Regions from separate parts of the Homo sapiens genome. Here region 1 is linked to region 2. Evidence: chromatin loops called from intact Hi-C (ENCODE). Cell type or tissue: CD14-positive monocyte. All regions are shown on one strand. Links, peaks and the distances in the headings refer to the core of each region. The heading gives the core; the rest is flanking DNA. Region 1 overlaps EFCAB5 (EF-hand calcium binding domain 5). Region 2 overlaps SSH2 (slingshot protein phosphatase 2).

What was found. Hi-C counts contacts between places; a loop is a spot of excess contacts. Peaks named below come from ENCODE experiments on the same cell type or tissue, not always from the same donor. Only the 100,000 strongest peaks of a DNase experiment are listed, where the experiment ranks them.
Region 1: it touches region 2 in a loop (4-fold over the local background); 57 of 110 quality-filtered maps call a loop at or near these places.

The regions. Positions count from the first base shown.
Region 1 is chr17:30,005,061-30,022,051 of GRCh38, reverse strand. The region is part of intron 7 of EFCAB5 (EF-hand calcium binding domain 5); the gene reads right to left. Among named protein-coding and RNA genes, the nearest start is that of EFCAB5, 72 kb to the right of the region's middle. RefSeq lists a silencer at 47-341. In CD14-positive monocyte, for the core only: no CTCF peak of the experiment used is centred there; no DNase peak of the experiment used is centred there.
Region 2 is chr17:29,800,143-29,817,133 of GRCh38, reverse strand. All of the region lies in intron 2 of SSH2 (slingshot protein phosphatase 2), which reads left to right. Among named protein-coding and RNA genes, the nearest start is that of SSH2, 120 kb to the left of the region's middle. RefSeq lists an enhancer at 7,030-7,089. In CD14-positive monocyte, for the core only: CTCF peaks have their summits at 8,981 and 9,192 (motif pointing left); a DNase peak (open chromatin) is centred at 9,183; H3K4me3 peaks cover 930 bases; H3K27ac peaks cover 1,426 bases.

The sequences.
Region 1 (16,991 bases), core at 3,927-11,926, 210 kb before region 2:
GGCATCTGTGACATTCATTCTCTCCATTTCTCTTTTTCTCTATATTAATTATTACTCAGTGACTCAGTTTTCTCCATACTCCATCCTGAGTACTAATTACATTGCTCTTTACAAATGATCTGAGGGGCAATTGTATGACATAGTATCTCCACTAGGCGGCACCTGTGTGTAACATCTCTACTTCAAGCCCAACATTTATTATTACATTATCTTCCAGTTTCGTTAAATGAGTACTGATAAGATAGCTTTAAAGCAATCTCTTTGAAAGCAAGTGCTCCAAACACTACTTCTATGTCATATGGGATGGCCCAATGATTTGTTGGTGAGATAACTAAAAACTTTCAATAAATATTTCTATGTAAGAAATACTTTCTTGTTTCTGTTCAGGTAACAGCTCTTCTTTATAATGAAAGTGTCTGATTGTGTGCTGTTTGCACTTCAAGAAGAGAAAGTGGGAAATTTCAGGAAAACTAATATTAATTAGATCAAGCCATCCATTAAAACAAAATTATATTTGTTTATATATATAAAATAAATAATGTATATCACTCCATTTTCTCATTTGTGTGTTGTTTTATATACATGTATTATATATATTTATATATAAATATTTAATAAACATTATATTATATATAACAACACACAAATACATGCTCATATTTTATATAAATGTAAAAATATTTATATATTTACATATAATATATACCATATTTATTAAATATTTATATGTTATATATATAAAAAATGACACAAAGGAGAAAATGGGGTAAAGGTGATATATACCTAATAGTACTTATATAAACTCATTAGCATTCTATATAATATCTTTGTAGATGGAGTTCTAACCTAACTTTCCTCTCTTATTTCTCATCCTTCCCCAGTCATATTCCTCACATCCTAGTAAAAAAAAAAAAATTATTTCCTATCATGTAGACAAACCATACTCTTTCAGACCTTTATGTCTTTTTACATGTTGTTCCTTCCTGGAAAGCCTTTCTGCTTTTCCTACATCTGTCCAGCTACATACATATTAAGACCCAGCTATATATATTATCTGAGACATCTTGGCTCACCTACTCTGTTAATGTTCCTCCTCTGACATGCTGATACAATAATTTGTAATTATTTGCCTGTTTGTCTCCTCACTTACCTCTGTAACCCCAACAGCTGGCATACACATTAAAAAGTGACCACAGTGGGGTCCAAAAAATTTAATTGCACTGGTTCAGAGTCACCTTATTGGAAGGTCAGGCTTGAGCCTGCTGTGGAGGATGAGAGTCAACTGCCATCACATGAAAGATGAATTCATATTATCTTGGGATGTCTCTTTATAGGGTCTCAGAGTATAATTATAAACAAGACTACATACTACAGATTTTAAGAATAGTGCATATGTGGGCCAGGCACAGTGGCTCACACCTGTAATCCCATCACTTAGGGAGGCCGAGGCGGGTGGGTCACCTGAGGTCAGGAGTTTGAGACCAGCCTGGCCAACTTGGCCTCTACTAAAAATACAAAAATTAGCTGTGCATGGTGGCACACGCCTGTAATCCCAGCTACTCGGGAGGCTGAGGCAGGAGAATTGCTTGAACCTGGAAGGCGGAGGTTGCAGTGAATCGAGATCATGCCATTGCATTCAAGCCTGGGCAACAGAGAGAGACTCTGTCTCAAAAAAAAAAAAGAAAAAAAAAAAAAGAATAGTGCATAGGTAAAATCCAACTTAAACTAAGCCGAAAGAAGGAAAATATTCATAGAAATAACAATTATAACACAATTTTTAACTAAATAGAGACTATGCCAAAAAGAAATCTGTACTCTAATATTCTTTGCAGTATTATTCACAATAGCCAATATATGGAACCATCTAAGTATTCATTAACAATGAGTAGATTAAATGTGGTGTATATACACAATGGAATATAATTTGGCCTTAAAAAAGAAGGAAATGTTGTCATTTGTGACAACATGGATAAACTTGGAAGACATTATGCTAAGTGAAATAAGCCAAGTACAGAAAGACAAATACAACACGATCTCACATATGTAAAATCTTGAAAAATGATGTGAGATGATGAATATGTTAATTAGCTTGATTTAATCATTCTACATTTTATATATATAAACATCCCGTTGTACATAAATACACGTATTATAATTTGTCAATTAAAAATGTTGATAAAAATAAACTAAATAGAGGCGCTGAATAATAGATGAAGAACAAAAGCACAACTGAGAATTAAAAGACTGATTTTAGGAATTCTTCTAAAATATGCATGACTGAGGCTTATTCTAGAAACAGAGGGATGGGCTGGGCACGGTGGCTCACGCCTGTAATCCTAGCACTTTGGGAGGCCGAGGTGTGTGGATCACCTGAGGTCAGGAGTTCAAGACCGGCCTGGCCAATATGGGAAAACCCCGTCTCTACTAAAAATACAAAAATTAGCCAGGTGTGATGGCAGGCACTTGTAATCCCAGCTACTCAGGATGCTGAGGCTGGAGAATTGCTTGAACCAGGAAGGCGGAGGTTGCAGTGAGCTGAGATCACACCACTGCACTCCAGCCTGGGCGACAAGAGTGAAACTCCATCTCAAAAAAAAAAAAAAAGAGAGAGGGAGAGAGGGATGGTTCAATATTTGGGAATTTGTTGATCTAATTCATTATATTAATAGAATAAATCAATATAATCATATGATTACTCAATAAATAAAATAAGCCTTTTGATAATACTCAAAATCAATTTTTGCTTTAAAAACACTCAATTAAATTAAGCATAGAGGGAAACTCTTCAGCTTGGTATTTATCAGAATGTTCATTATAAATAAGAGCAAACATATTTATTGAATAAATAAATGAATAAATGGATGGAATAAAACAGAATACAAAGCCCAGGCATGCTTACAAAGACTGCATTTGTTCCAGAGGCACTTTCCTCTTCTCTTCCTCTCTTACTCTAACAGGAGGAATCAGAAGAGTCACCAGAAAAGAAAATGTCAAGCCTCTAAACTGAAGATTCAAAGTGAAAACAAACTGGTGTCAGGCTAGGAAGAAAGTCAAGAAAGCATCCATACCATATCAGAATAAATAGAAATTAGGGCAGGATCATGCAAGCACAAGGACTACAAAAAGAAGTAACATAGGATTGTGGCAACTGTGCAAACAACACAGGGAGAATAAAAGCAAATAGATAAACTCAATCTAGCAAAAAATAGCTAAAAAACAAAAAAAGTTCCTCGCCATTGCTTTAAGCTATAGAACAACTTAATAGGAACACAGATTCAATATGACAAGAACTCAAAGACAAGCTGATGAAACAGCAGAATGAGATAAAAGGGTAGAGTTTAGGTGTAAGCAGCCAAATTGAGCATCAAAATTTAAAAGCGCAAGCATCATAAAATGGAATTATTGACAGAGAGAAAGGTTTAGATTATCACAGTGAATTCAGGTGAAAAGACAAGAAAATTAATAAAATTAGAAAGAACAAATCTAATCCTACATAAGGATATTTAGTTTCCCTAATGTAGGCAGTCCAAAAATAGAATATAAGATGTATTCAAAGACATGAGAAAATGTTCCTGAAATGAAAAAAAAACAATAAAAATCAAAAGATCACACCATATTCAATACATTTTTAAAACAAAATGCTCTATACCAAGACAATTCTACTTAAACTCTTTAACTTTGAGGATGAACTTCAAGCTAACAACCAAGTCACCTACAAAATAAGCAACAGGAAGACACTGACTTTTCTGTTTTCTGTTTTCTTTTTTTCCAGTGTTTTAATAACAGAACATAGAACAATGCCTGGCAATCAATAAAATATTTTTTGAACTAATTAAAATGAATGAAGAAAAAAAAAAACACTGACATCAGACTTCTCCACAACATTCAATACCAGGAAACAATTAAGCAATGTTTATGTTGTTTTAGGTGAAAAAAAAAGTGACCCAATTACAGTATACCATTCAAGGTATGGTTTAGGTATAAAGGCACTGTGTAGGCAGACATTCTCAATATATAAGAACTCAGAAAATATAGCACCCATGTGATCTTCTTTAAAAAACTACAATAAATTCAGCCAAGTAAGAGATGAATCAAAATAAATAATTTGGGAATAGCAAAACACATTGTAAAAGGACAGGAAATGAGCCTTGGATCCATTTAAATATTGAATTAAGATTAATCAACTATGGCAATTGTAATTACAGAAAAGAAGGTGAATAGTGTAAATCTGGATAAAATAAAAATTATAAAATAACTAAAACTGGGAAATAGACAAAAAGAAAGATATGAGAAAATATTAAATACTCTCATCTTTTATGGTAGGATATCAATTGTTATTTCCAAAATTAAAATATGTAGTTTTAAAAAATGACTGCACTCTTTTGTGATATATATTGCTATAGAGATATACAGATATGTATAGTTATTTCTTAGAATGTCTTTAGAATAAATTTTGTGAAGGTATGTTTAATTTCGGTAATTCCCTTATTTTCACTTTAGTGTCTTTTTCCTCTGTTGGAGTCAAGTACAATTATATTTTTATTTTCTAAGTAATCAAATGCTTGTAACTATTTATGATCATCTACTTGCTATGTACCCATCTATCTGTAGTGGCGTAGTATATAAACCTGTTTTGATGTTCACCTAAGAAATTAATGATGATTTAAAAATTCTCATCTTTGCACTTTTATGTGTTGTTTGGATTCTTTTTAATGGTCCTGTATCACTTTTACAACATTGAATAATTTTCCTTAGAAAAATATGCCAAAGTAACAAGATTTAATTCTGGGTGACGGTAATATGCATATTGTTATTCTATTTTTTGTGTGGTTTTTTGTTTGGTTGGTTTTTGGATTGATTTTTTTTTCTTTTTTTGAGACACGTTCTCGCTCTGTCACCCAGGCTGGAGTGCAGTGGCATGATCACGGCTCACTATAGCTGCAACCTCCCGAGCTCAAGCGGTACTCCCACCTCAACCTCTTGAGTAGCTGGGACTAAAGGTGCGTGCCATTGTGCCAAGCTAATTTTTAAATTTTTTGTAGAGACAGGTCTTCCTATGTTGCCCAGGCTGGTCTCAAACTCCTGGGGCTCAAGAGATCCTCCCACCTAAGCCTCCCAAAGTGCTGGGATTATAGGTATGAGCCACTGTGGCTGGCTGTTATTCTATTGTTTTGTATTTATCTGTGTTTCAAAAATTCCTCATCCTATCTCATTTAAAAGTTTTAAGATTATAATTTCTCATCTGAGTACACATTTAGTAGCATTCCATAAAATTAGATATAAGATTTTGATCCAAAAGTTATTGAGGAGAGTTTTTTAAATATTTTCAAATGGTTGGACTTAATTTTTAAGTTTATTGTTTTCCAATTGTATTACATAATAAGAAAAGAATATACCATGTCATATTTCTACCTTTTGGAACTTATAAGGCAATCTTTGTGGCCTATTGTCAATGAATTTTGACCAAAATTTTATGAAAATTGGAAGAGGGTCACTGTAAGGATTAAAGTTCAATATACACATATAATGAGTTATTGATATTAATAGGTTCTTTATATTCTTATTTGTTTCTTACCTCTTCAGTTTATCAAAGACTTTTAAAAAGTTTTACTACCTCACACCATAGACAAAAATTAACTCAAAGTGGATCAAAGACTTAAACAGACATAAATGTAAAAGCTAAAACTATAAAACTCTCAGAAGAAAACACAGGAATATATGACCTTGAATTAGGCAATGGTTTTTTGATATGACATCAAAAGCAAAATCAACAAAAGAAAAAAAATAGACAAATTGGGCTTCATAAAAATTTAAAACTTTTGTGCTTCATAAAAATTTAAAACTTTTGTGCTTCAGATAACACCATCAAGAAAGTTAAAAAACAACCCACAGAATGGGAGAAAATACTTGCAAATCACATATTTGATAAAGGATTGAATATATAAAGAACAGTTATGATCCAATAATAAAAAGACAACCCAATTTTAAAATGAGATCTGAATAAACATTTTTTTCCAAAGCAGATATAGTAATGACCAATAAGTTGGGAGTTTGAGACCAGCCTGGCCAGCATGGAAAAACCCTGTCTCTACTAAAAATACAAAAATTAGCTGGGCGTGGTGGCAAGCACCTGTAATCCCAGCTACTTGGAAAGCTGAGGCAGGAGAATCGTTTGGACCTGGGAGGCAGAGGTTGCAGTGAGGCAGAGGTTGCAGTGAGCCAGTTGCACCATTGCACTCCAACCTGGGCAACAGAGCGAGACTCCACCTCAAAAGAAAAAAAAAAAAAAAAAGAAATAACCAATAAGAACAATAAGAACATGAAAAGGTGCTCAAAATCATTTTTAGCCATCAGGGAAATGCATTTCAAAAGCACAATGTGCTACCACTTCATGCCCATAAAGATGGCTATAATAAAAAACAAAACAGAGAATAAGTGTTGGCAAGGATGTGAAACAATTGCAACCCTTGTAAACCGCTGGTGGGAATGTAAAATGGTGCAACTACAGTAGAAAACAGTCTGGCATTGTTCTAAACTTCTCTTCTCGCTTCATTTCATTAATTTGATCTTCAAATAAATATGGGACTATGTGAAAAGACCAAATCTACATTTGATTGGTGTACCTGAAAGTGACGGGGAGAATGGAACCAAGCTGGAAAACACTCTTCAGGGTATTATCCAGGAAAACTTCCCCAGCCTAGCAAGGCAGGCCAACATTCAAATTCAGGAAATACAGAGAACACCACAAAGATACTCCTCGAGAAGAGCAAAGCCAAGACACATAATTGTCAGATTTACCAAGGTTGAAATGACGGAAAAATGCTAAGGGCAGCCAGAGAGAAAAGTCGGGTTACCCACAAAGGGAAGCCCATCATACTAACAGCAGATCTCTCAGCAGAAACCCTACAAGCCAGAAGAGTGTGGGGGCCAATATTCAACATTCTTAAAGAAAAGAATTTTCAAGCCAGAATTTCATATCCAGCCAAACTAAGCTTCATAAGTGCAGGAGAAATAAAATCCTTTACAGACAAGCAAATGCTGAGAGATTTTGTCACCACCAGGCCTGCCTTACAAGAGCTCCTGAAGGAAGCACTAAACACGGAAAGGAACAACCAGTACCAGCCACTGCAAAAACATGCCAAATTGTAAAGACCATCGAGGCTAGGAAGAAACTGCATCAACTAACAGGCAACATAACCAGCTAACATCATAATGACAGGATCAAATTCACACATAACAATATTAACCTTAAATGTAAATGGGCTAAATGCTCCAATTAAAAGACACAGACTGGCAAATTGGATAGAGTCAAGGCCCATCAGTGTGCTGTACTCAGGAGACCCATCTCACGTGCAGAGACACACATGGACTCAAAATAAAGGGATGGAGGAAGATCTACCAAGCAAATGGAAAGCAAAAAAAAGCAGGGGTTGCAATCCTACTTTCTGATAAAACAGACTTTAAATCAACAAAGATCAAAAGGGACAAAGAAGGTCATTATATAATGGTAAAGGGTTCAATTCAACAAGAAGAGCTAACTATCCTAAATACATATGCACTCAATACAGGAACACCCAGATTCATAAAGCAAGTCCTTAGAGACCTAAAAAGACACTTAGACTCCCACACAATAATAATGGGAGACTTTAACACCCCACTGTCAATATTAGACAGATCAACGAGACAGGTTAACAAGGATATCCAGGACTTGAACTCAGCTCTGCACTAAGCAGACCTAATAGACATCTACAGAACTCTCCACCCCAAATCAACAGAATGTACATTCTTTTCAGCACCACATTGCACTTATTCCAAAATTGACCACACAGTTGGAAGTAAAGCACTCCTCAGCAAATGTTAAAGAACAGAAATCACAACAGTCTGTCTCTCAGGCCACAGTGCAATCAAATGAGAACTCAGGATTAAGAAACTCACTCAAAACCACACAACTACGTGGAAACTGAACAACCTGCTCCTGAATGACGACTGGGTACATAACGAAATGAAGGCAGAAATAAAGATGTTCTTTGAAACCAATGAGAACAAAGACACAACATGCCAGAATCTCTGGGACACACTTAAAGCAGTGTGTAGAGGGAAATTTATAGCACTAAATGCCCACAAGAGAAAGCAGGAAAGATCTAAAATCGACACCCTAACATCACAATTAAAAGAACTAGAGAAGCAAGAGCAAACAAATTCAAAAGCTAGCAGAAGGCAAGAAATAGCTAAGATCAGAGCAGAATTGAAGGAGCTAGAGACACAAAAACTCTTCAAAGAAATCAACGAATCCAGGAGCTGGTTTTTTGAAAAGATCAACAAAATTGATAGACCGCTAGCAAGACTAATAAAGAAGAAAAGAGAGAAGAATCAAATAGACGCAATAAAAAATGATAAAGGGGATATCACCACTGATCCCACAGAAATACAGACTACCATCAGAGAATACTATAAACACCTCTATGCAAATAAACTAGGGAATCTAGAAGAAATGGATAAATTCCTGGACACATACACCCTCCCAAGACTAAACCAGGAAGAAGTTGAATCTCTGAATAGACCAATAACAGGCTCTGAAATTGAGGCAACAATTAATAGCTTACCAACCAAAAAAAGTCCAGGACCAGATGGATTCACAGCCGAATTCTACCAGAGGTACAAAGAGGAGCTGGTACCATTCCTTCTGAAACTATTCCAATCAATAGAAAAAGAGGGAATCCTCCCTAACTCATTTTATGAGGCCAGCATCATCCTGATACCAAAGCCTGGCAGAGACACAACAAAAAAAGAGAATTTTAGACCAATATCCCTGATGAACATCAATGCGAAAATCCTGAATAAAATACTGGCAAACCGAATCCAGCAGCACATCAAAAAGCTTATCCACCAAGATCAAGTTGGCTTCATCCCTGGGATGCAAGACTGGTTCAACATACACAAATCAATAAACGTAATCCATCAGCTAAACAGAACCGAAGACAAAACCACATGATTATGTCAATAGATGCAGAGAAGGCCTTCGACAAAATTCAACAGCCTTTGTGCTAAAAACTCTCAATAAACTAGGTATTGATGGGATGTATCTCAAAATAATAAGAGCTATTTATGACAAACCCACAGCCAATATCATACTGAATGGGCAAAAACTGGAAGCATTCCCTTTGAAAACTGGCATAAGACAGGGATGCCCTCTCTCACCACTCCTATTCAACATAGTGTTGGAAGTTCTGGCCAGGGCAATCAGGCAAGAGAAAGAAATAAAAGGTATTCTGTAGGGACCAGTCCCACAGGGTCGGCGGGTCTCTCCCCATGTGCAGAGACGAGAGAGTGTAGAAATAAAGACACAAGACAAAGAGATAAAAGAAAAGACAACTGGGCCCGGGGGACCACTACCACCAAGTCGCGGAGACCAGTAGTGGCCCCAAATACCAGGCTGCACTGATATTTATTGGATATAAGACAAAGGGGCAGGATAAGGAGAGTGAGCCATCTCCAGTGATAGGTAAGGCCATGTGGGTCATGTGTCCACTGGACAGGGGGCCCTTCCCTGCCTGGCAGCCGAGGCAGAGAGAGAGAGGAGACAAAGAGAGAAACAACTTACACCATTATTAGAGACTTTTAGTACTTTCACTAATTTGCTACTGCTATCTAGAAGGCAGAGCCAGGTGTACAGGATGGAACATGAAGGCGGACTAGGAGCGTGACCACTGAAGCACAGCATCACAGGGAGACAGTTAGGCCTCCAGACAACTGCGGGCGAGCCTGACTAATGTCAGCCCCTTCACAAGAGGTGGAGGAGTAGAGTCTTCTCCAAACTCCCCCTGGGAAAGGGAGACTCCCTTTCCCGATCTGCTAAGTAGCAGGTGTTTTTCCTTGACACTTACGCTACTGCTAGACCACGGTCTGCCTGGCAATGGGCGTCTTCCCAGACGCTGGCGTTACCACTAGACCAAGGAGCCCTCTGGTGGCCCTGTCTGGGCATAACAGAAGGCTCGCACTCTTGTCTTCTGGTCACTCCTCACTATGTCCCCTCAGCTCCTATCTCTGTATGGCCTGGTTTTTCCTAGGTTATGATTATAGAGCGAGGATTATTACAATATTGGAATAAAGAATAAGTACTACTAATGATTAATTATATTCATATATAATCATATCTAAGATCTATATATGGTATAACTATTCTTGTTTTATATTTTATTATACTGGAACAGCTCGCGTCCTCGGTCTCTTGCCTTGGCACCTGGGTGGCTTGCCACCCACAGTATTCAATTAGGAAAAGAGGAAGTCAAATAGTCCCTGTTTGCAGATGACACGATTGTATATTTAGAAAACCCCATCGTCTCAGCCCAAAATCTCCTTAAGCTGATAACCAACTTCAGCATAGTCTCAGGATACAAAAATCAATCTGCAAAAATCACAAGCATTCTGATACACCAATAACAGACAAACAGAGAGCCAAATCATGAGTGAACTCCCATTCACAATTGCTACAAAGAGAATAAAATACCTAGGAATCCAACTTACAAGGGATGTGAAGGACCTCTTCAAGGAGAACCACAAACCACTGCTCAATGAAATAAAAGAGGGCACAAACAAATGGAAGAACATTCCATGCTCATGGATAGGAAGAATCAATATCGTGAAAATGGCCATACTGCCCAAGGTAATTTATAGATTCAGTGCCATCCCCATCAAGCTACCAATAACTTTCTTCACAGAATTGGAAAAAACTACTTTAAAGTTCATATGGAATCAAAACAGAGCCTGCATCGCCAAGACAATCCTAAGCCAAAAGAACAAAGCTGGAGGCATCATGCTACCTGACTTCAAACTATACTACAAGGCTACAGTAAGCAAAACAGCATGGTACTGGTACCAAAACAGATATATAGACCAATGGAACAGAACAGAGGCCTCAGAAATAACACCACACATCCACATATCTACAGCCATCTGATCTTTGACAAACCTGACAAAAACAAGAAATGGGGAAAGGATTCCCTATTTAATAAATGGTGCTGGGAAAACTGGCTAGCCACATGTAGAAAGCTTAAACTGAATCCCTTCCTTACAAAAATTAATTCAAGATGGATTAAATACTTAAATGTTAGACCTAAAACCATAAAAACCCTAGAAGAAAACCTAGGCATTACCATTCAGGACATAGGCATGGGCAAGGACTTCATGAATAAAACACCAAAAGCAATGGCAACAAAAGCCAAAATAGACAAATGGGATCTAATTAAACTAAAGAGCTTCTGCACAGCCAGAGAAACTACCATCAAAGTGAACAGGTAACCTACAGAACGGGACAAAATTTTTGCAATCTACCCATCTGACAAAGGGCTAACATCCAGAATCTACAAAAAACTTAAACAAATTTACAAGAAAAAATCAAACAACTGCATCAAAAAGTGGGCAAAGGATATGAACAGACACTTTTCAAAAGAAGACATTTATGCAGCCAACAGACATGAAAAAATGCTCATCATCACTGGTCATCAGAGAAATGCAAATCAAAACCACAATGAGATACCATCTCACACCAGTTAGAATGGTGATCATTAAAACGTCAGGAAACAACAGGTGCTGGAGAGGATGTGGAGAAATAGGAACACTTTTACACTGTTGGTAGGAGTGTAAACTAGTTCAACCATTGTGGAAGACAGTGTGGCAATTCTTCAAGGATCTAGAACTAGAAATATCATTTGACCCAGTGATCCCATTACTGGGTATATACCCAAAGGATTATAAATCATGCTACTATAAAGACACATGCACACGTATGTTTATTGCGGCACTATTCACAATACCAAGGACTTGGAACCAACCCAAATATCCATCAATGATAGACTGGATTAAGAAAATGTGGCACATATATACCATGGAATACTATGCAGCCATAAAAAAAGATGAGCTCATGTCCTTTGTAGGGACATGGATGAAGCTGGAAACCATCATTCTGAGCAAACTATCACAAGGACAGAAAACCAAACACCGCATGTTCTCACTCATAGGTGGGAATTGAACAATGAGAACACTTGGACATAGGACACATTACACACCGGGGCCTGTCATGGGGTCGGGGGATGGAGGAGGGATAGCATTAGGAGAAATACCTAATGCAAATGACGAGTTAATGGGTGCAGCAAACCAACACGGCACATGTATACATATGTAACAAACCTGCATGTTGTGCACATGTACCCTAGAACTTAAAGTATAACAAAAAAAAAAGAAAAGAAAACAATCTGGCAGTTCCTCAAAAGGTTAAACACAAAGTTATCACATGACCCAACAATTCCACTCCCAAGAGAACAGAAAACACATATTCATGTAAAAACTTAGGCACAAATGTTCATAGTGGTATTATTTACAGTAGCCAAAAAATGAAAACAACCGAAATGTCCACCAACTGATGAGTGGATAAATAAAAGGTAGTATGTTCATAAAAAGGAATATCATTTGGCAATAAAAAGAAATGAAGTACTGATACATGCTACAACATGGAGTAACCTTGAAGACATTATGACAAGTACAAGAAGCCAAAAACAAAAGACCACATATTGTATATTCCATATATATGAAATGTTCAGAATAGACAAAGCTATGGAGACAGAAAGAGATTTGTGGCTGCCTAGGGCTGGAGGTTTGGAAGGAAATGGGGAGTGACTGCTAATGGGTATGAAGTTTCTTTTGTGGGTGAAAATGTTCTAAAATGGATTGTTTTAATGGTTGTACTCCTCTGCAAATATACTAAAGCCCATTCAATTGTACACTTTAAATGGGTATAAGGTAGGTATAGTAGGTTGGATAATGGCTCTCGAAGATGTAAAGTCCTAATCCCTGGATCTGTAAATGCTTCCTTATATGGGAAAAGAGTCTTTGCAGATGTGATTAAGGATTTTGAGATGGGGAGATTATCCTAAATTATCTAGGTAGACCCTAAAATGCAATCACATATATCCTTTTAAGAAGGAGATTTCTCAGACAGGAGAAGAAAAGGCAATGTGACCACAAAGACAGGGACTGGTGATGCAGCCACAAGTAAAGGAATGCCAACAGCCACCAGAAGTTGGAAGAGCCAAGGAACAAATTCTTCCACAGACCCTCCTGAGAGAAGTGCAGCCCTGCCAGCACCTTCATTTTGGCCCAGTGATACTGATCTTGGACTTCTGGCCTCCAGAGCTGTGAGAAAATAAATGTCTGCTGTTTTCAGCAACCAAGTTTGCAGTAATTTGCTACAGCAGCCACAGGAAATAAATGCAGTTTGTAAATTATATCTGAATAAAGCTGCTACCAAAAAAAGTTTAAAAATCTGCACAATTATTGTAAATTTTTTACCTTTTATTTATATTTTTATATATTCTATTACAATGTGCTATAAACTCATAAAGCTTAAGAGAGTCCTATTAACTTCATTAATTTTAAATTTTAAAATATAAAAAAATTTTTTTTTTTTGAGATGGAGTCTTGCTCTGTCACCCAGGCTGGAGTGCAGTGGCATGATCTCAGCTCGCTGCAACCTGTCTCCTGGGTTCAAGTGATTCTCCTGCCTCAGCCTCCCAAGTAGCTGGGACTACAGGCACATGCCACTATGCCCAGCTAATTTTTGTATTTTTGGTAGAGACAGGATTCACCATGTTGGCCAGGCTGGTCTTGAACTCTTGACCTCCAACGGTCTGCCTGCCTCGGCCTCCCAAAGTGCTGGGATTACAGGCGTGAGCCACCTCACCCAGCCTTAAAATATAAAATTTTCACATTTACAAATATAAAAAATAGTCTTGATCTCATTAAATGATTTTTAACCTTGAAATCTGCTTTTTGTTTATTTACTTGTTTATTTAATGTATCTGCTATTCCTTTAACAATTTTCTTATTTTCATCTTTTTTCATCCTTTTATATTAGATGTTTAGCTTATAAAATGCATATAGTACAGCTTTTATTTTTTTAATCAGCAAAACCCATCAATCATTAGATTGCTATTGACTTAATAGATTGGGGGATTGGGGAAGAGAGGAAAACATACTGCTTTATCAAATGACGCAGCTTTTCGTTTTTTTGTTTTGAGACAGGGTCTCACTCTGTTGCCCAGAGTGCAGTGGTGCAATCATGGTTCACTGCAGCCTGACTTCCCAGGCTCAAGCAATCCTCCTAGGTCTCAGCCTCCTGAGTAGCTGGGATTACAGGCGTGAGCCACCATGCCTGGCTATGTTTTTAATTTTTTGTACAGACAGGGTCCCACTATGTTGCCCGGGCTGGTCTTGAACTCCTAGGCTCAAGCGATCCTCCAGCCTTGGCCTTCCAAAATGGTGGTATAACAGGTGTGGGTCACCACTCTGGGCTAAATGATGCACCCTGATTTCAGAGATGCAAAAGGAAAACCACTCATCTTGGAATTATGGAAATATGATTGTTTGGACTTCCTGTTTAGAAGTCTCTAACCACACAGAAGAATAGGAAAAGTTACATTTTAAACTGACATGGTCAGAGAAGACCTCTGTCTCTACAAATTGGGAAGAACGAGGGGTTCATTTTTACAATATTCTCTTAATAATAGTTTGTGTAATTTTTAAAAATTTACTCCAGTGATGTTACTTGGGCAGTTTATGAGTAAAATAAGACTCTGGAATAAATTTATTCCCAACTGAACAAGAATAAGAAGTCATACTCGATTTATCTTTTCATTTCAGTCTGGCAGATTAAATTGTATTTCCCAATAAATATGAAAAGATAATGGAGGGATGACAGCTTCATCAACAGCAGACAAAGTAACAAGAAGCCACATGGAACTAGGGTTTTCTTACCACTTCTAATTTATCCACTGCTTGTCTACCCATTTCTTCCCCTAATAAATCTTGGGATGACTGAAAAAATTTTACCTAATACTGTGTATGCTATTTGCAGCCGAGTTTGCTAAAAGCAAAAACAACAACAAAAAAGACTGTTTTCCATTCTTCTGGTTTTGATTTATCTTCTATCAACAGGACAATAGGTAGTGTATTAAAATATATACATTCTTGAAAAAATTCATGCTATACTCTTCTTTCTGTAAAAATCAAAATTTACATGGACACTAAAAAATCTCTCATTCAGCTGGGCGCAGTGGCTCACACCTATAATCCCAGCACTTTGGGAGGCAGAGGTGGAAGGATCGCTTGAATCCAGGAATTTGAGACCAGCCCGGGCAACATAGGGAGATTAATGTCCACAAAAATAAACAAAATTAGCCAGGCAAAGTGGCATGTGCCAGGCAAAGTGGCATCCCCCCTACTTGGGAGGCTGATGTGGGAGAATAACCTGAGCCCAGGAGGTTGAGGCTGCAGTGAGCCGAAATTGTGCCAATGCACCCCAGCCTGGGTGATAGAGTGAGACTCTGTCTCAAAAAAATAAGATAAAATCTCAGTAATTCAAATTTTGTAAAATGTTCTACTTTTATTTTCCATTGGAAAGGAAGAAAATAGTAATGTAGAAAAACTTTTATTTGGAAAATTAGCTACCTATAAAAAGAAGGTTTGTTTAATAAACATAGTGATATGCTTTGCTAGCCATTTTAGGGGGAAAAAATTAAGTTAGATTCTCACCTTCTATTACTTATCAAAACAATTTTCAAGTTAATTTTAAAAAGTAAAAAGAGCTAGAAAAAACTAGGTGAATATTTAACTGATTTGGGAAGAAGAGAATCTTCTAAGCATGGGAGCAATAAAAAAGATCTCCAAAAAAAATCTACAAATTTGTTTGCATAAAATTTTAAAATTTTTTTGTAAATTAGAAACCACCAAAATTTTAAAACAATTGAGAAACGTTGAAAAATATGTTAACAGAAAAACCAAACGCTATAAAATATTTTAAAGAAGTTTATTCTGAGATAATATAAGTGACCACAGCCTGAGGAAAACACAAACCCAAGAAGCCTTGAGTAAGTGGTCCTAAGGCAGTCGGATTACAGTTTGGTTTTATACATTTTAGGGAGGCAGAATTTACACGCAAAGACATAAGTCAATACACGGAAGGTATACGTTGGTTAGGCCCCAAAAGATGGGATATCGTGAAGCAGGGGTTTGCAGGTTATAGGTGGATTCAGAGATTATTTAATTTGCAATTGTTTAAAGGAGTAAGGCTCTGTCTAAAACTTGGAGTCAGCAGAAAGGAATGTTTTAAGTTAAGATAAGGCTGCTATGTGGCAAGACTGATGGCCTACAGGCTTGACTTAACCCTTACCTGACATGGCCTTAGGTCTTGTTTGTAACTTAGTATCTTATTGCCAAAAAGAGTCTGTTTTGTCAGTTTTAGGATCTGTATTTTAACATTAACAATCGTCACTTACTGTGCCTAAACTCCAAAGGGGAGGAGATATAATGAGGCAGGCCTGACCTCCCTTCTTGTCATGGCAGGGAATTCAGTTTTTAAGGTTTTTCTGGGGTTCCCTTGGATAAGAGGGGGTCTGTTCAGTCAGCAGAAGGCTTAGGATTATATTTTTAGTTTACAAACATATGCAATTTGTGATCATAAATAATGTCTTTAATATATAATGAACATTTACAATTCCATAAGAAAAAATAAAAATCAGGTAAGATGGCCAAAGGATCTGAATGCATAATTTACGTAAGAAGAAATTTTTAAATTACATAGAATAATCTTTAATCTCACCAGAAATCTCAAAGATAAGAGTTAAAAAACAAAATGCCATCAAATTACTTTTATTTGTTTGAGACAAGGTCTTGCTCTGTCATCCAGGCTGGAGTGCAGTGGCTTGATTATAGCTCACTGCAGCCTTGAACTCCTGGGCTCATGCAATCCTGACTTGGCCTCACCAAGAGATTTCTTATACTCAATAATACCTACTGTTGGTGATAAGACGGTGCCTTGAGAGCCATCATGCATTGCTGAGGAGAATAAATCAGTATAACCAAGAACACAATTTGACAAATATATACTAAAACCTCAAATATTTATTCTTTAACATATTTGTTCCATTTCTGGGACTCTA
Region 2 (16,991 bases), core at 5,734-13,733:
GCTGATTTTCAACAAATTGCAGAGGAAATTCAGATGACAGAGTGCTTCTCAGGAGATTTTACCCTTCTCTATATAATATTTTGTATTCGTGTAGTTTTACTTAGATTTATATTAGTGAGGGAGGTGCTTTCTTATTATACATGAGCTGGTGGGTTGTCAAGGTTAATAGTTCTGTAAGTATAATTAAAATCTTCCTGTATTAAGTTGCCAATTAATTTTTTCTTCTGTCATTTATTTTCATTAATAAAACCAGGAGTGTTTAACTGCAAAAGGCTGTTAGTAATTGGTCTCCTTATGATTTCCAGTGTGTTAGCAAGGATCACTAGCTAGGCCTAATTTATATTAGGGATGAGATCACATTCTGATTTCTGACTCCAAATTTTCTCCTTCATTTCCGTAAATTAAGCATGGAGGCTTTGAGTTTTTTTTTTTTTTAAGTGCAGAATCTTCTTTTTCAGTATTTTGTATTGGAAGCCCAATAAAGTTAAGTGACATGCCTTCAGTCCTAGAACTAGATCAAGGAATTAGACCTAGGAATCTTAAGCATCCGATCTTCTCTTCATATCTACTAACCTACCATACCCCCTAACATTTAGCTTATGTCTTAATTGTTCAATATTAATTAAACACAGGCTTGATTTTAAAGTTACATACAACAATCCTCTGCAGTGCTTCTCAAATCTTTCCACAAGAAATTTCTATAACAGTAGTGGAGAGTGAATAGGCAACCCCTGGCAGTCTGGGTATAGAAAATTTAAAGGAGCCCATTACCTGAATTTTTATGGTTTATTTTAAGCCTTATGTAAATGAATATATCTCTATAGATCTACCTCTATATCTGTTACTATAAAAATATTACTTCCCGTTAAGTAAATTTGATGCTCTGAGAATAAACTTTATATTCGTTCTTTGGCTTCCATAATCCCTACCGCACTGAGGTATGACCCTGGGATACTTGTACCCCAGTTTAAAAATCAGGGCTCTAGGCCAGGCATGGTAGCTCACATCTGTAATCCCAGCACTTTGGGAGGCTGAGGTGGGTGGATCACTTGAGGCCAGGAGCTCAAGACCAGCCTGGCCAACATGGCAAAACCCTGTCTCCACTAAAAATACAAAAATTAGCCAGATGTGGTGGTGCGCGCCTGTAGTCCCAGCTACTCAGGAGGCTGAGACGTGAGATTTGCTTGAACTTGGGAGGCTGAGGTTTCAGTGAGCCGAGATCACGCCAGTGCACTCCAGCCTGGGCAACAGAGCGAGACTCTATCCCCCCGCCCCAGAAAAAAAATAAAAAATAAACAATCAGGGCTCTAGAGAAAAAGGACATTGAATAGGATAGAAAAGATTGTGAATTTGAGCTGAGTTCACATGGCTGTAGCAGGAGATTAGAAGCTGCTGTACAAAGAAGGAGGAAAGGGAGAGTGTCATTTATTTAGGTAGCCAGCCACCTGCCAGCAGAGGCTTTCACTTGTTGATGATCTTCCAACTTATTAAGTCTCTCTTAAAACGTTGGTTAGATGATATGTGTATTCATCTACCTAATACCTCATAAGACATCTAATTAAGAAAAGGAACAGGCTGGGCACAGTGGCTCATGCCTGTAATCTCAGCACTTCGGGAGGCCGAGGCAGGCAGATCAGCTGAGGTCAGGAGTTCAAGACCAGCCTGGCCAACATGGCAAAACCCCGTCTCTACTAAAAAATACAAAAAATAGGGGCCAGGCACGGTGGCTAACACCTGTAATCCCAGCATTTTGGGAGGCCAAGGCGGGCGGATCACGAGGTCAGGAGGTTGAGACCATCCTGGCCAACATGGTGAAACCCCATCTCTGCTAAAAATACAAAAGTTAGCTGGGTGTGGTGGCCTGTGCCTGTAATCCCAGCTACTCGGGAGGCTGAGGCAGGGGATCACTTGAATCCAGGAGGCAGAGGTTGTAGTGAGCTGAGATGGAGCCACTGCACTCCAGCCTGGGGGCAGAGCGAGACTCTGTCTCAAAAAAAAAAAAAAAAAAAATACAAAAAATAGCTAGGTGTGATGGTGGGCGCCTGTAATCCCAGCTACTTGGGTAGCCGAAGCAAGAGAATCGCTAGAACCTGGGAGGTGGAGGTTCCAGTGAGCTGAGATCACACCATTGCACTCCAGCCTGGGTATCAACAGTGAAATTCCATCTCAAAAAAAAAAAAAAAAGAAAGAAAAGGAACAGTAATTTATACATTTTCCCCATCCCTAATTCACTTTCCCATTATAATATATGTAATATATGATCATTGTAGGAAGTTTAGAAAATATAGATGGTCATATATAAGAAAGTAATCATTTATAATTCACATACCAGAAGAAACCTGCTTCTTCCCCAGTAATTATTATTTTCTGCTCATGTTTTTATTTTAAATATATAATACTTAGGCAATATAAGCTAATGGCTTAATAAAGTTCTATTACGTGGCAGTTTTTTAATTTACTCAACTTCCCGGTTTTTGTACATTAAAGTGGCTTACAGTTTGTTTGCCATTATGAATAGTCTGCATAAACCTTTGATGATATCTGATTTCTTTTATTAGAATGCATTTTTCTAAGGTATCAAAAACATGGTCAATACTAAAGCTGTTGATACAGATTGCCCATTTTTCCTGATCCTTCGACAGTATTGCATATTATTGTTTTATCTTAAATGACTTTCTTTTTTTTTTTTTTTTTTTTTTTTGAGACAGAGTCTTGCTCTGTCGCCCAGGCTGGAGTGCAGTGGTGTAATCTCCACTCACTGCAAGCTCCGCCTCCCGGGTTCACGCCATTCTCCTGCCTCAGCCTCCCGAGTAGCTGGGACTACAAGCGCGCCACCACGCCCGGCTAATTTTTTGTATTTTTAGTAGAGACGGGGTTTCACCATGTTAGCCAGGACGGTCTCGAACTCCTGACCTGGTGATCCGCCCACCTCGGCCTCCCAAAGTGCTGGAATTACAGGCATGAGCCACCGTGCCCGGCCTTTTTTTTTTTTTTTTTTTTTTTGAGACGAAGTCTCACTCTTGTCCCCCAGGCTGGAGTGCAGTGGCGCCATCTCAGCTCACTGCAACCTCCGCCTCCCAGGTTCACGCCATTCTCCTGCCTCAGCCTCCCTAGTAGCTGGGACTACAAGCGCGCCACCACGCCTGGCTAATTTTTTTGTATTTTTAGTAGAGACAGGGTTTCACCATGTTAGCCAGGATGGTCTTGATCTCCTGACCTGGTGATCCGCCCTCCTCGGCCTCCCAAAGTGCTGGGATTACAAGCATGAGCCACCAAGCCCAGCCTTTTTTTAAATTTTAATTTAATTTTTTTTTTGAGATGAAGTCTCGCTCTTCTCTTCCAGGCTGGAGTGCAGTGGCGCAATCTCAGCTCACTGCAACCTCCACCTCCCGGGTTCAAGCGATTCTCCTGCCTCAGCCTCCCAAGTAGCTGGGATTACAGGCACCTGCCACCACGCCCGGCTAATTTTTGTATTTTTAGTAGAGACGGGGTTTCACCATGTTGGCCAGGCTGGTCTCGAACTCCTGACCTCAAGAGATCCTCCCGCCTCGGCCTCCCAAAGTGCTGGGATTACAGGCGTGAGCCACCGTGCCCGGCTGCTTAAATGATTTTTTTAGGGAAAATATAGTACAGCATCCTTGTTTGGATTTTTGTTTTTTAAATTTTTTGTTTTATAAATTTCTAGCTAAACATTTTCACTTCCTTTTCATTTGTATTTCTTTTGTGAATTATCTGCTTCTAGTCTTTGCCTTTTTTACAGAGTCTCACTCACCCAGTCTGGAGTGCAGTGGTGCGCAACCTCAACTCACTGCAACCTCCGCCTACAGGGCTCAAGCGATTCTCCTGCCTTAGCCTCCCAAGTAGCTGGGATTACAGGCGCTCACCACTGCGCCCGGCTAATTTTTGTATTTTTAGTAGAGATGGGGTTTCGCCATGTTGGCCAAGCTGGTCTTGAACTCCTGACCTCAAGTGATCCACCCGCCTCAGCCTCCCAAAATGCTGGGATTACAGGCGTGAGCCACCGTGCCCTGCCCCCATTTTTTTATTGGTGTTTATCTTTTTCTAATTGGAATTCCTTGTTCGTTGAGACTATTAATTCATTCTTTTATATACGGTGAAAATCTTTTCGTTGGACTTTAAATTTTGTTTTTTATTTTTATTTTTTCTTCTCCCTCTCTCTGTATACACTTTTGGTTTTGAATATATGGCATGGTTGGTTTTTTGTTTGTTTGTTTGTTTGTTTTTGTGACGGAGTCTTGCTCTGTCACCCAGGCTGGAGTGCAGTGGTGTGATCCCGGCTCACTGCAAGCTCCGTCTCCTGGTTCTCGCCATTCTCCTGCCTCAGCCTCCCGAGTAGCTGGGACTACAGGCGCCCGCCACCATGCCCAGCTAAATTTTTATATTTTTAGTAGAGACGGGGTTTCACCGTGTTAGCCAGGATGGTCTCGATCTCCTGACCTCGTGATCCACCCGCTTCGGTGTCCCAAAGTGCTGGGATTACAGGCATGAGCCATCGCGCCCGGCTGGCATGGTTTTAAAATGCATAAATAGGCTGGGCGTAGTGGCTGACACCTGTAATCCCAGTGCTTTGGGAGACCAAGGCAGGAGGATCGCTTGAATCCAGGAGTTCAAGACCAACCTGGGCAATAGAGTGAGCTGTCATCTCTACAAAAAATTAAAAAGTTAGTCAAGCATGGTGGCATGTGCCTGTAGTCCCAGCTACTCAGGAGGCTGAGGTGAGAGAATCACGTGAGTCTGGGAGGCAGAGGCTGCAGTGAGCCAAAATTGTGTGACTGCACCCCAACCTGGGCAACAAAATAAGACCCTATCTTCAAAAAAAAAGGCAGAAATATATATTTTAAAAAACATAATTGTGTGAAGATACTAAAAACATTGAATTGTATACTTTTAATAGGTGAATTGTATGGTATATGAATTATTTCTCAATAAGACTTAAAAAAAAAAAAAAAAAGAACACATACTATGGCCAGGTATCAGGGTATAAAAATAAGACACAGTCCCTGTTTCAAAAGGTTCACAGTTTAATGAATGAGTCTTTTTTTCTTATTTTTCATGAGGGTTAGAGATAAGTATTACCACTTGCTCCCTGACAACAGTTCTTATGTTGGATATATGTAATCTCCTCTTTTATATAAAAATCATAAATATATTTAAATGTAAATTAAAATAGTCGATAGAAAATCAAACTCTTTAGATATTTTTATACTTGAGATTATACAAATTCTTAGAGAATTAGGTGGTGAAGCTTGCATTAAATTATTTGGTTCATGCCTGTCCCAGCATTTCAAGAGGCTGAGGTAGGCAAATTACTTGAGCCTAGGAGTTCAAGACCAGCCTAGACAACATAGTGAGACTCTGTCTCTACAAAAAATAAAATTTAGCTGGGCATGGTGGTGCACACCTGTAGTCCCAGCTAGTTGGGAGGCTGAGGTGGAAGGATCACTTGAGCCCAGGGGTTCAAGACAACAGTAAGGTATGATCGCAACAGTGCACTGCAGCCCGGGCAACAGAGCTAGACTCTGTCTCCAAGAAAAAAAAAAACTTGTGGTTCACATTTCATTTATAAGTATTTCTATCTTATTTGTGAGTGGAAGCACTTGTTTACGTAACTTCAATGAATAGCTTTTTACATTTTTACTCTTTGAAAAGTGATTATTAAATGAAAAAATATATAAAAATTTATTTTTTAAAACTGCAATAAACCAGTTAATATCAAAATAAATATATAGAAATGATTTGCTATTGTATATTGCCGGCAATAACCATTATATATTACGTAATATATAATATAATCAAATGTAATATTAAAAAGTTCCTGGCCAGGTACAGTGGCTCACACTTGTAATCCCAGCATTTTGGGTGGCTAAGGAGGATGGATCACTTGAGGCCAGGAGTTCAACACCAGCCTGGCCAACATGGCAAAACTCCATCTCTACTAAAAATACAAAAATTAGCCAGGTGTGGTGGTGCGCACCTGTAGTCGCAGCTACTCGGGAGGCTGAAGCAGTAGAATCGCTTGAACCCAGGAGGCAGAGGTTGCAGTGAGCCGAGATTGTGCCACCGCACTCCACCTTGTGCAACAGAGCGAGACTCTGTCTCCAAAAAACAAACAAAAAAAGAATTTTCTTGGGCCACATATAAAATACACTAATGATAGCCGATGAGCTGAGAAAAAAAATTACAAAAAAAAATCATAATGTTTTAAGAAAGTTTACGAATTTGTGTTGGGCCACATTCAAAGCCATTCTGGGCATGGGTTGGACAAGCTTGTTCTAAAGGGATTTTTAGGGTGTTGAAAACCTAACAAAGTCATTTGGAAGACTAAGTGGGTGAAATTGTGCACTCAAAATTAAAAGATGAGATTCTCACAGTCACATATTGAAAACAATTATAAGCTAATAATAGCATGGTGTACAAGAAAGATGTTGCCTAGAAGGCCCAGAAATAGACCTTAGTACATGAAAATATTTAGTGTATGATTAAGGTAGAATTTCAAGTCAGTTGGGGAAAATGGATAAATAGCCAGGTAGTGCTGTAATAACAATTAACTATTTGGGGAGAAAATTAAGTTAGATAGCTCTATCTTCAACCATATACCACAATAAATTGTAGATGAATTAATGAACTATTTTCTGGGAAACTTATTTAAATATGCAAGTTAAAAAATAGAAGCTATAAAGATTGCTAGATATGACTATCTAAAATAAAATAAATAGAACCCACTTCTAAAAGCAGATGATGATGATTAGTTCCCTAATTTATGATTATTATTGACAACATTGACCCATTCATCTTTGTTTCTATGAGAATTCTGTTGTGCAGTCTCTAAAATGGTTGCGTATGTGAAAATGTGGGATGGCTATAGCTAAGAATATTCTTGTTTGAGGAATTACTATCTTTTTGTATTTTAAATCAGGGTGTTTGCAGACTGAATCTACATTATAGAAAATGGGGCACCTTGGTTGGAGAATCTGTCCTACAATACTTGTTCTTTCTTTTACATTAGTCATTTATTCAAAATTTTTATTCAGCATTGCTAGGTGCTGAGTATACAGCAGTGATCAAGAGACAGTTCCTGCCTTCAAGCTTATAATATGGAGACCAACAAGTAAACAGGCAGTGTGAGAATTGCTACACTAGAGAACTGTAGAGGGAGTATGGTTGTATTTGGAAAGACCGTGGAACCCAGTCCTAGAGGGATCAAGGAAGGCCTCTGGAGAAAGGGACACCTAAGTTCCAATCTAAAAGATAAGTAGGGCTGGTGGGGTGGCTCATGCCTGTAATCCCAGCACTTTGGGAGGCCGAGGTGGAAGGATTGCTCGGAGCCAGGTGTTCGAAACCAGCCTGGTCAACCAAGCGAGACCCTGTCTCTAAAAAAAATTTTTTTTAATGAGCTGGGCACGGTGGTGTGTGCCTGTAGTCTCAGTTACTCAGGAGGCTGAGGTGGGGGAATCTCTTGAACCTAGGAGTTCAAGGCTGCAGTGAGCTATAATCACACCACTGCCCTGCAGTCTGGGCTTCAGAGTTAGATTTCATCTCATGAATGAGGGAATAAAGGATTAATAGAAGTAGGCAAGCAAAAGGGGGAATGAAGGGTATTCTAGGCAGAGGGAACAGTAAAGTCTGAGACAAGACGGAGTGGTATGTTAGAGATACTACAAGACTTTAAGTACAGCAAAATTCACCTGCAGTTGAAGTGTACCTATATCTGAAACTAAATGATATCATTTTGTAGGATATGGGTAAAAGAAAATACTTGTGATACTAACACTGGTGAGGAGTAGAGGAAAATTAACTTCCAGCTAATGGCAGTCTATCAAGCTACTAAATAGGATTGCTTTTGCATATTTATTTATTTAGAGACAGAGTCTCACTCTGTTGCCCAGGCTGGAGTGCAGTGGTGCAATCTCAGCTGACTGCAACCTCCGCTTCCTGGGTTCAGGTGATTCTTGTGCCTCAACTTCCTGAGTAGCTGGGACTACAGGCGTGTGCCACCACGCATGGCTAATTTTTTTATTTTTAGTAGAGACGAAGTTTTGCCATGTTGGCCAGGCTGGTCTTGAACTCCTGACCTCAAGTGACCTGCCCGCCTCAGCCTCCCAAAGTCCCAGGATTACAGACATGAGCCACCATTCCCAGCCTGCTCATACATCTTTTTTTGACAAGAGATCAAAGCAGAAAAAGGAGTTTATAGTACTTTACAAAATCTAGCCTTAGCCTCTCAAAAGTTTAATGAAATTCTCAACCTTTTTATTTAGTTGTTATCATTCACCTTGTGTTCTAGTTAATGAGAACTGAAGGCTCCTACCAACCCCCACTCCACCATATAACAGCTCCTCAGCCTGCTGAGGCAAATGCACATATCAGAGTCTTTGTCTAGTGGCCTCACCTTACCTCTGACTTTAAAGGGATAAAGAACTTCCCCAGTTGACCAAAATGAAAAGGAAAATCTAGATTGAAATTATGGTCCAGATAGTATACACATAGTTAGACATCAACTTGGGTGGTGGTTAGGATGTGCCTGAGATGAGTGGGGAAGATTGAGGTAAGATAGTCAGTGATGAGTGCTGTTGTTGGCATTCCAGATATGCCTACCACATATAAGCACATGTGGCTGTCAGCTGAGCCAGACTCCCAAAGTATAACTTTTCTACTGGTCTATTTTGCAATTAAGAAGCACGTTAGGCCGGCTGTGGTGGCTCATGCCTGTAATCCCAGCACTTTGGGAGGCCGAGGCGGGCGGATCACCTGAGGTCAGGAGTTCGAGACCAGCCTGGCCAACATGGCGAAACCCCGTCTCTACTAAAAGTACAAAAATTAGCCAGGCGTGATGGCGGGCGCCTGTAATCCCTGTTACTCAGAAGGCTGAGGCAGGAGAATTGCTTGAACCTGGGAGGCGGAAGTTGCAGTGAGCCGAAATTGCGCCACTGCACTCCAGCCTGGGTGACAAGAGCGAGACTCCGTCTCAAAAACAAAACAAAAAAAGAAGCATTTTATACCACAGAAAGATTTTCTGTGAAAGACTGATCTGCTAGCTAAAGACTCTGTCCAAGTTTGAAGGCACTGAAAATGGTCTTTAAACAAAATAATTTTCTCAGAATTTTCTATGAATGCACTGCTTTCTCCAGTTCAACCACAGTGTAAGCTTCGACTCGTCTGCCCTCTAGTGGAGGCCCATAGTTAAATTAGCAGTGTCACTGGCTTTGGAAAAACTACCTAACTTTTCTCGATTGGCTTTCCAAATTGTAGTGTTTCCTAAAAAAAAAAAAAAAAAAAAAAAGCCATCAAAACAACATATTTATAATTTTCTAAGATGCTAATAAATACCTTCCCTGGCTACCTCATAGGATCAGGTTCAAAGTCCTGTCTCCTGCAGCTTATCTTTGCAGCCTACCTTAAGGAAAGCTCTGGGTTTTAACTCAGCTAGTCAGTTCACTGCCACTCCAAGATGTCAAATGTATTTCTACTGCTCTTCCCTTTTCTTCATCTCTCTTCTGAATTCCTGTGACATGTACTTCCTGTGCCATACATTTATACTGTATATTTTGGAACAACTTTTCAGATAAAACAGGCAGATGAACTCCCCTTCAGGCAGATGAACTCCTTGAGTATGGTACTGTTTCACACTTTTCTGTGTCCCCTATAGACTCCAGCAGCTCTCAGTGAGTATATTGATTATTTGCTGTTCAGAGATATTCAATATCCTCTTTTCCTCTATTGATAGCTGAAAAGGTAATTGTCTAGATTTAAATATAAATAGTAAAATATTAACGTAGTAACAATTCATTTCCCCCTAATGAAAACTGTCTTAGCAGTATACCTACATCTTAAATATTCTAATTTCTTTTTTACTTGGGCCACTAACTGTATTTCCCTACTTTGTAGTTTGAAAGTGATTTTAGAAAGTTTGAGAAAATTATGCTGTTCATTTAGGAGTATTTGTTAAGTAATCGGTGTTGCTTCATTATCCTTCTTTACATGTTCTTCGTCCTTATTTCTAGATAATGTTTCCTTTTGTAACCTTGGTTAGTCCTCTTGTTCTTTATATCCATGAACAATTAGAATGTTTAATGCTACAAGAAACATAACAGATGGATTTTATTTAGCCTCTTCCAGGTGTTATGAGTGCTTCTCATTGTTTAAGTTTCTTGTGGAAGCGTGGTAATCACGTGTAGCAGAGGCCTGGTGCTAAACCCAGATGCCAGGCTAAGCAATTGGTATAGCTGGTAGGACAGACGAATAAGAAAACATATATGGGCAAAAGAGGCATACAGGTAGGATCCCCCAGGTGAAGCTAAGATCACAGTTAAGAGTTTTAAACCAAAGTTTAGAGAACAGAAGAGATGTGGCTATAAGTAGAGGAGGAGATATTCAAAATATTTCACAACTAGTATGGTATAGCCATCAACCAATCAGAAAAGATGGGAGCAAGACCTGGACGTCCCCTGCTGCACTAGGCATTTACCTGGTTGTGGCTGGATCATGACACACTCAGAGGGGCTCCAGGCAGTCACTATTTCAATATTTTAACAGTTAGTACAGCTGTATCAGTATGTATTGGCTGAACATAAGACTCTATGTCCATATTGAGGGCTCAGGCTACAATGAAGGAAATGGACCAAGTGTGGGGTCTTCAGAAAGTGGGATCTGGAATTTCACCTGAATGGAAGGGAGCAGAATCTGGAGCATTCCTTTAACACAAGAGGAGCAACCTGTTCTGGTAGAAGGTGTTATTTGACCTTTTCAGACAGAATCCTGACTTGGCTGTGTACTCTTAGGTTACTTTGAGCAAATTATCTCACTTCCATGAGGCAGATTCATCAACTGAAAAATAAGGCTATAATCATACCTACATGGCATTCATTCCGGAGTGGTTCAAATGAGACAATAATCATGAAGAGACTTTGTTGACTTTTCTGGTTCTGGCAAACAAGAGAATGACACAGAGGCAGAGTCTTCTTACTATCTTATGATGGGTGCCGCATGCTGTCTGCCCCATATTTAAGCACTCATCTTGGATTGGCAAACCAAGTATATGACTAATAACTTAATGGAGGAAAAAAGTACAAAATATAGTGAAATTAGCCTAAGTTTATTTCTGGTTTTGCCACTTACTGGTTGTGAAATCTTGAACCACATTTATTAATTTGTCTAATATCTACTGAGCATCTTCTGTATGCTTAGCACTATAAAAACATAGTCCTGCTCTACAGAGCTTACAGTCTAGGAAGGGAATTTTTTTTTTTTTTGATAGCTGAGTTTCTATGATCATACTGCTCTCCTTGGTTACCTAGCACAGGTACCTTGAGTAGGCAGAGGCTATGTGTACCCTGGGCTTTTTGATGTTGTTTCTCCAAACCTTTAAGCCAAAGGTTTTCAGTCTTAACTGCTTATCAGTTATCTACAGAGCTTTTTTAATGTACTGATTCCGAGGCCCCACAACTTGTTGTATGCTAGTAAATGTTTAAAAGCCTGTTTTCTAAGCAGGGGCTCATGTGTGGCATTTGCTGATTTTGCTGATAAACACATCCGCCTTGGCTACCGACGTGTCTCACAAGGTTCCTAAAAATGTAACAATTGTTATCTAACAACCTAGCCAGCTCCAGCACACCAGCGGACCAACGTCAGAGCTAAAGAATAAGAACTTATAGGCATGAGGGCCGGGCATGGTGGCTCACGCCTGTAATCCCAGCACTTTGGGAGGCTGAGGTGAGCGGATCACGAGGTCAGGAGTTCAAGACCATCCTGGCTAACATGGTGAAACCCCGTCTCTACTAAAAAATACAAAAAATTAGCCGGGCGTGGTGGTGGCACCTGTTGTCCCAAATACTCGGGAGGCTGAGGCAGGAGAATGGCGTGAACCCGGGAGGCAGAGCTTGCAGTGAGCCGAGATCAGGCCGCTGCTCTCCAGCCTGGGCAACAGAATGAGACTCCATCTCGAAAATAATAATAATAATAATATTAATAATAATAATTTATAGGCATGAGGCCTGGAGCTTTTTGTTACTAAAAAAGTTCTAAAAGGGACCCAGAGGTAACCAGTGACTTGTGAAGTTTCCATATTGCATGCCTGTCAGATGTGACAGGTTCAGAACACTGTAAGACTTATTGCCTTTTATGGCCAGGTGTGGTAGCTCATATCTGTAACCCTAGCACTTTGGCAGGCCGAGGTGGGAGGATCACTTGAAGCCAAGAGTTCGAGACCAGCCTGGGCAACTTAGTTAGACCTCATCTCTTCCCCCTTCAAAAAAAAAAAAAAAAAAAAAAAAGCCAGATGTGGTGGTATGCACCTATAGTCCTGGCTACTTGTGAACTCATGAAGGCTGAGGCGAGAGAACACTTGAACCCAGGAATTTGAGGTTATAGTGAGCTATGATCGTGCCTTTGCATTCCAACCTGGGCAACAGAGCATGACCCTGGCTCAAAAAACAACAACAACAACAAAGACTTGTTGCTTTCTAAAACCAATGAATTTGATCTCTAGTGATAGAAAAGACTGTATAACAACTCTGAAATTATCACAAGTGGGTGAGTTAGGTTGCACACATTAAATAACTTTTTAAAAAGTGGAATAAGGATTGAAGACAAAAGACATCCAGTAACAGTTTCACATCCAGAGCTCAGATTTTTCTATAGGGCATTGACTGGACTGTGATGTCTCTTAAATTAGCTGTTGTCCAAGGACTTTTTTTTCTTTAGAATCAAAGCTATTTCAGCAAAATTCTAATCAAGCTCGCTTTCTTGTTGCTGACCATCCTGACTGTGATTCACACCTATTTGTATTTTAAAGGAGTTTAAAAGAAACACTAGAGAAATAGTAGGTGTCTCACAGAGGTTTTCTATTGCTTGAAAATTATAGGGAAGAAAGTTTGTTTATTTAAGGTTTCTTAAACCCTGTCATAATATTAATAGGAGCATGATGTGACTTTGATTTTAATTGTAAGTATTCCAGGATCCTCTGACTTTGTTTTTACTTTAATGCATGTCATATCTCTATAAAATATGATTAAATTGAATCTCTGATTCCTGATTCCAGCCAATACTATATATCTTGATCTAAATTAGACTTTAAAACAAGGTCAGATTATATGGGAACTACTGATTTGATCATGTCTGAGCCTCTTCCAAACCAGCTTTCTCAGATTATGAGTGCCTAGGTATTCACTCTGGTCCTGGACCATACTGTGTGTCTTTACTGCCATGCTTGCAGGTCCTTTCTTGTCCTTAGCCTCCCAATAAAGAGAACACTTCTTTATAGACATTAACCTGTAAAAATATCCATATGGCCTTCAGTCCTCCTTGCACTGACCTAAGAGTTAGCTGCTTTGCCCTCCTAAATAGCTCTATGGCCCTAGGCTTTAGGAGCTCTACTTCATTCACTGTCATTAACTACCTGTTTTTCTGTCCTGTTAATTTTGTCTACTTATTCAATTAATCACCAGGGTCGAAAGATGGCTGCAAATTCTTGTTACTTCTGCTATTGTGCGAAGGGAATCTAATTCCTCTCACAGATTCCTTGAATCTGTGTTGGACTTTTTTGGTACACCAATAAAGTGTGGCAGAAATGACACTATGCCAGCTCTGAGCCTAGCCTTTAGGATGACTAGTCCTTTTGGAGCCCTGAGCCATTATTCAAGAAGACCAACCCTGAGGATACCATGCTTTGAGGAAGCCCAAGATAAATTAGAAATCATGTTTAGGCACTCCAGTTTACATTTCCAGTTGAGCCCAGCTTTCCACCCATCTAGGCTATGACATTAGACATGTGAATGAAGCTGCTTAGATCCTCCATACCAGCTCATATGCTAACTAAATATCACCTGAATAGCACTGAATGACCCTTAGCAATACCATGTAGAACTGAAGAATCACCCAGCCAAGTGCTGCTTGAATTTCTGACCCATAAAATCATAAAATATAATAAAGCAGTAATTTGTTATAAAGCAATAGATAACCCAAACAGCTGTTTTTTCTGTTTCTAGCAGTGGATCTAAGCCTTCTCTTTCAAGTGGCCAAGTGGCAGACCTGATGCCTTTATTCCTCCTCAAGCCTGTGTGTTTTATATCTGCTTTTTTCAAAAGCCAGAAGCATGGCATTATCTCTTCCAGTTTCGAAGCACATATGTCTCTTAGAAAGACTACTAGATTCCTTTTTCCTGTCTGATAGATACCTCCTACTATTCATTTATTTCCAAGGGCTGAGGTAACTGATGGATAATCTGATATCCAGTGAATTGACAATTCATAACCATCTTTTCTGATCATAGAACTGTTATCTTGGAATTTCCATCATTGCAGACTCATAACAGTAATATTACTTGATAGCCTTAACCCCCAATACCTGTACCTTTGCTTGAAAAATCCACAGCTGCTCACTCTTCCCCAAATTTATCAGACTCTCATTCTTCTACAGTTTTCAGCTCTTTTGCCTGTTCTTCTCCCTGAAATACTCTTACTTACTTTTTTTTTCTTTTCTTTTTTTTTTTTTTTTTTTTGTAGAAACAGTGTTTCGCTATGTGTCCTAGACTGGTCTCAAACTCCTGCCTCAAGGGATTCTCCTACCTTGGACTTCCAAAGTGCTGAGATTACAGGCATGAGCCACCATGCCTGGCCAATACTCTTATTTTCCATCTGACAAAAACCCACTAGTTCAAGCCCGGCCAAAAAATTAACTTTTGTGAAGGATTTCCCAACACCATAGTTAGTCACTTCTTCCTCTGTTGCTTCTATAACATTTTGTATGTCCTTTTGCTGTAGGCCTAAATGACATATCGTTATAATTTCTGTTTTATGGAACTGTCTCCCCCACTACAATACTAACTGTTTAAGAATAAGGACAGTTGTGCTTACTTTCATTCCCTGGTGCCTAGTATCTAAAACATAATAGGTAGTCAATGAATGTTGAATGAATGAATGAATGAGAATGAATGAATATATAATTGAGAGCAGATGGGCTGGGTGCAGTGGCTCACACCTGTAATCCCAGCACTTTGGGAGGTTGAAGTGGGAGGATTGCTTAAAGCTAGAAGTTCAAGACCAGCTTGGGCACATAGCGAGACCTCATCTTTCAAAAAAAATAATATGTTTTAAAAATTGAGATCAAGTAAATGATTCTGTCTGCTTAACCAAAAGGATAGTCTTTGGGTAAGGTATTAAGGTATTACTGCCAGATCTTAGCCACAGGCTACTCCTGAGCAACAAAAACCATTCTTTTAACCTGGTAAGGCTAAAATGTAACTGGCATAGAGTCCTTACTAGCAGAAAATGTATAGCTAGTTAGCTTCAAGCATTCACATGGCATTAGTTAGCTGCTCCAGTCACTCATTCGACCCTTTATTGAGTTCCATCTGCACATAGGGCATTGTGCTAAACACAGAGTGAGATGCAAAGGGCAATGAGGCATAGTTCCTGCCCTTAAGGAGATTACAATCTGATGATGGGAGATAAAACAAGTACCCAGTTGTAACCCAGAAACAGAACTGGTAGTGTCGCAAAAATGATGCACAGCAACCGTTAGGTTTGGAGGGAGACAGAGAGCATCAGTCAGGTGATAAAAGAAATGTCACAAACTACTAGTGTTTGAAACTAGCTTTGAAGACTGGAAAAGAATATAGGAGAGGGGAGAGGGGCTTTCTAGGTTGATACAACAGCATGAACAAAGGAAGTCAATAGGTACGTTTGGAGAATGATAAATGAGATGACTTGGATTGGAGCAAATAGAAAGTGTAAAGAATCTTGAATGATAAGATTTGGGAAAATATTGCTTAACACTCTGCTAGCCCAGTGTTCAAGGCTGACAGCATCTCCCTCCACCAAGCCTACTTCTCAGCAAATATTACTTCAGTGCTTCTATATTTTCCAGACATATTTTATTTAGTGACCTGTTTTTATGATCAGGTAGTAAACAGATTAATAAGAATGCATTAATCTTTCAATTAATACTTAATGGAGCCAGGCATGGTGGCTTATGCCTGTAATCCCAGCACTTTGGGAGGCTGAGATAGGTGGATCACTTGAGGTCAGGAGTTTGAGACCAGCCTGGCCAACATGGCAAAACCCCATCTCTACTAAAAATACAAAAATTACAGGGGGTGGTGGCAGACACCTGTAATCCCAGCTACTCGGGAGGCTGAGGTATGAGAATCGCTTGAACCCAGGAGGCAGAGGGTGCAGTGAGCCGAGATCGCACCACTGCACTCCAGCCTGGGTAACAGAGTGAGACTCTGTCTCAAAAAAAAAGAAAAAAAAAAAGAAAAAAAGACTTAATGGTTCCTGAACACCCTAAAATTAAATGTAATACCTTACTGTTTCTAGGTCAATTTTTTCTTAAGAACATAAGAAGTAATTATACTCTTTAAAAGCTATTTAACAATAGGGCTCTTGGAAATTTGATCATAAAAAAGCCAACAAATATTTAGTCATTTAATTATTAAATTAATTAAATGTTTAATTAATTAAACATTTAGTAATTTATTTAATTATTTAATTATTTAATTTAGATATTCTCGTTATGTATCAGAAATTATTCTGTTCACTAAGAAACTAAGAGCTGTCTCTACACTTTTCTCCTGGTAATTTCCAATGTTTTGAAGAGATTGACTGGCATTTTTCAGTAACAATGTGTGAAGTTACTTGACAAGAAAGGCTGTTATATCTGGTTTCTGCACTTGTTAGAATAGAATGGTAAGCATTCCACCTTCAGCTACCATTTGAATGCTATTGTTCAAGATAACTGCATTACCCGATAGTTACTCTTATTAAATAAGAAATGTTGTGTCTTTGCTTTTTTGGCGGTGAATTCTGCTGAAATTAACATAATTGAACATTTTTTTCATTCCTTTTAAATCCATTTTACCCTAAGACCTACAATGCTTTGATATGCTTAGTTTTTTTTTCCCTCAAGTTTTTTTTTCGAAGTAAACAGAAGGGAAAGCAAATTATTCATTTGGCTGGCTATTGAAACATAAAGAA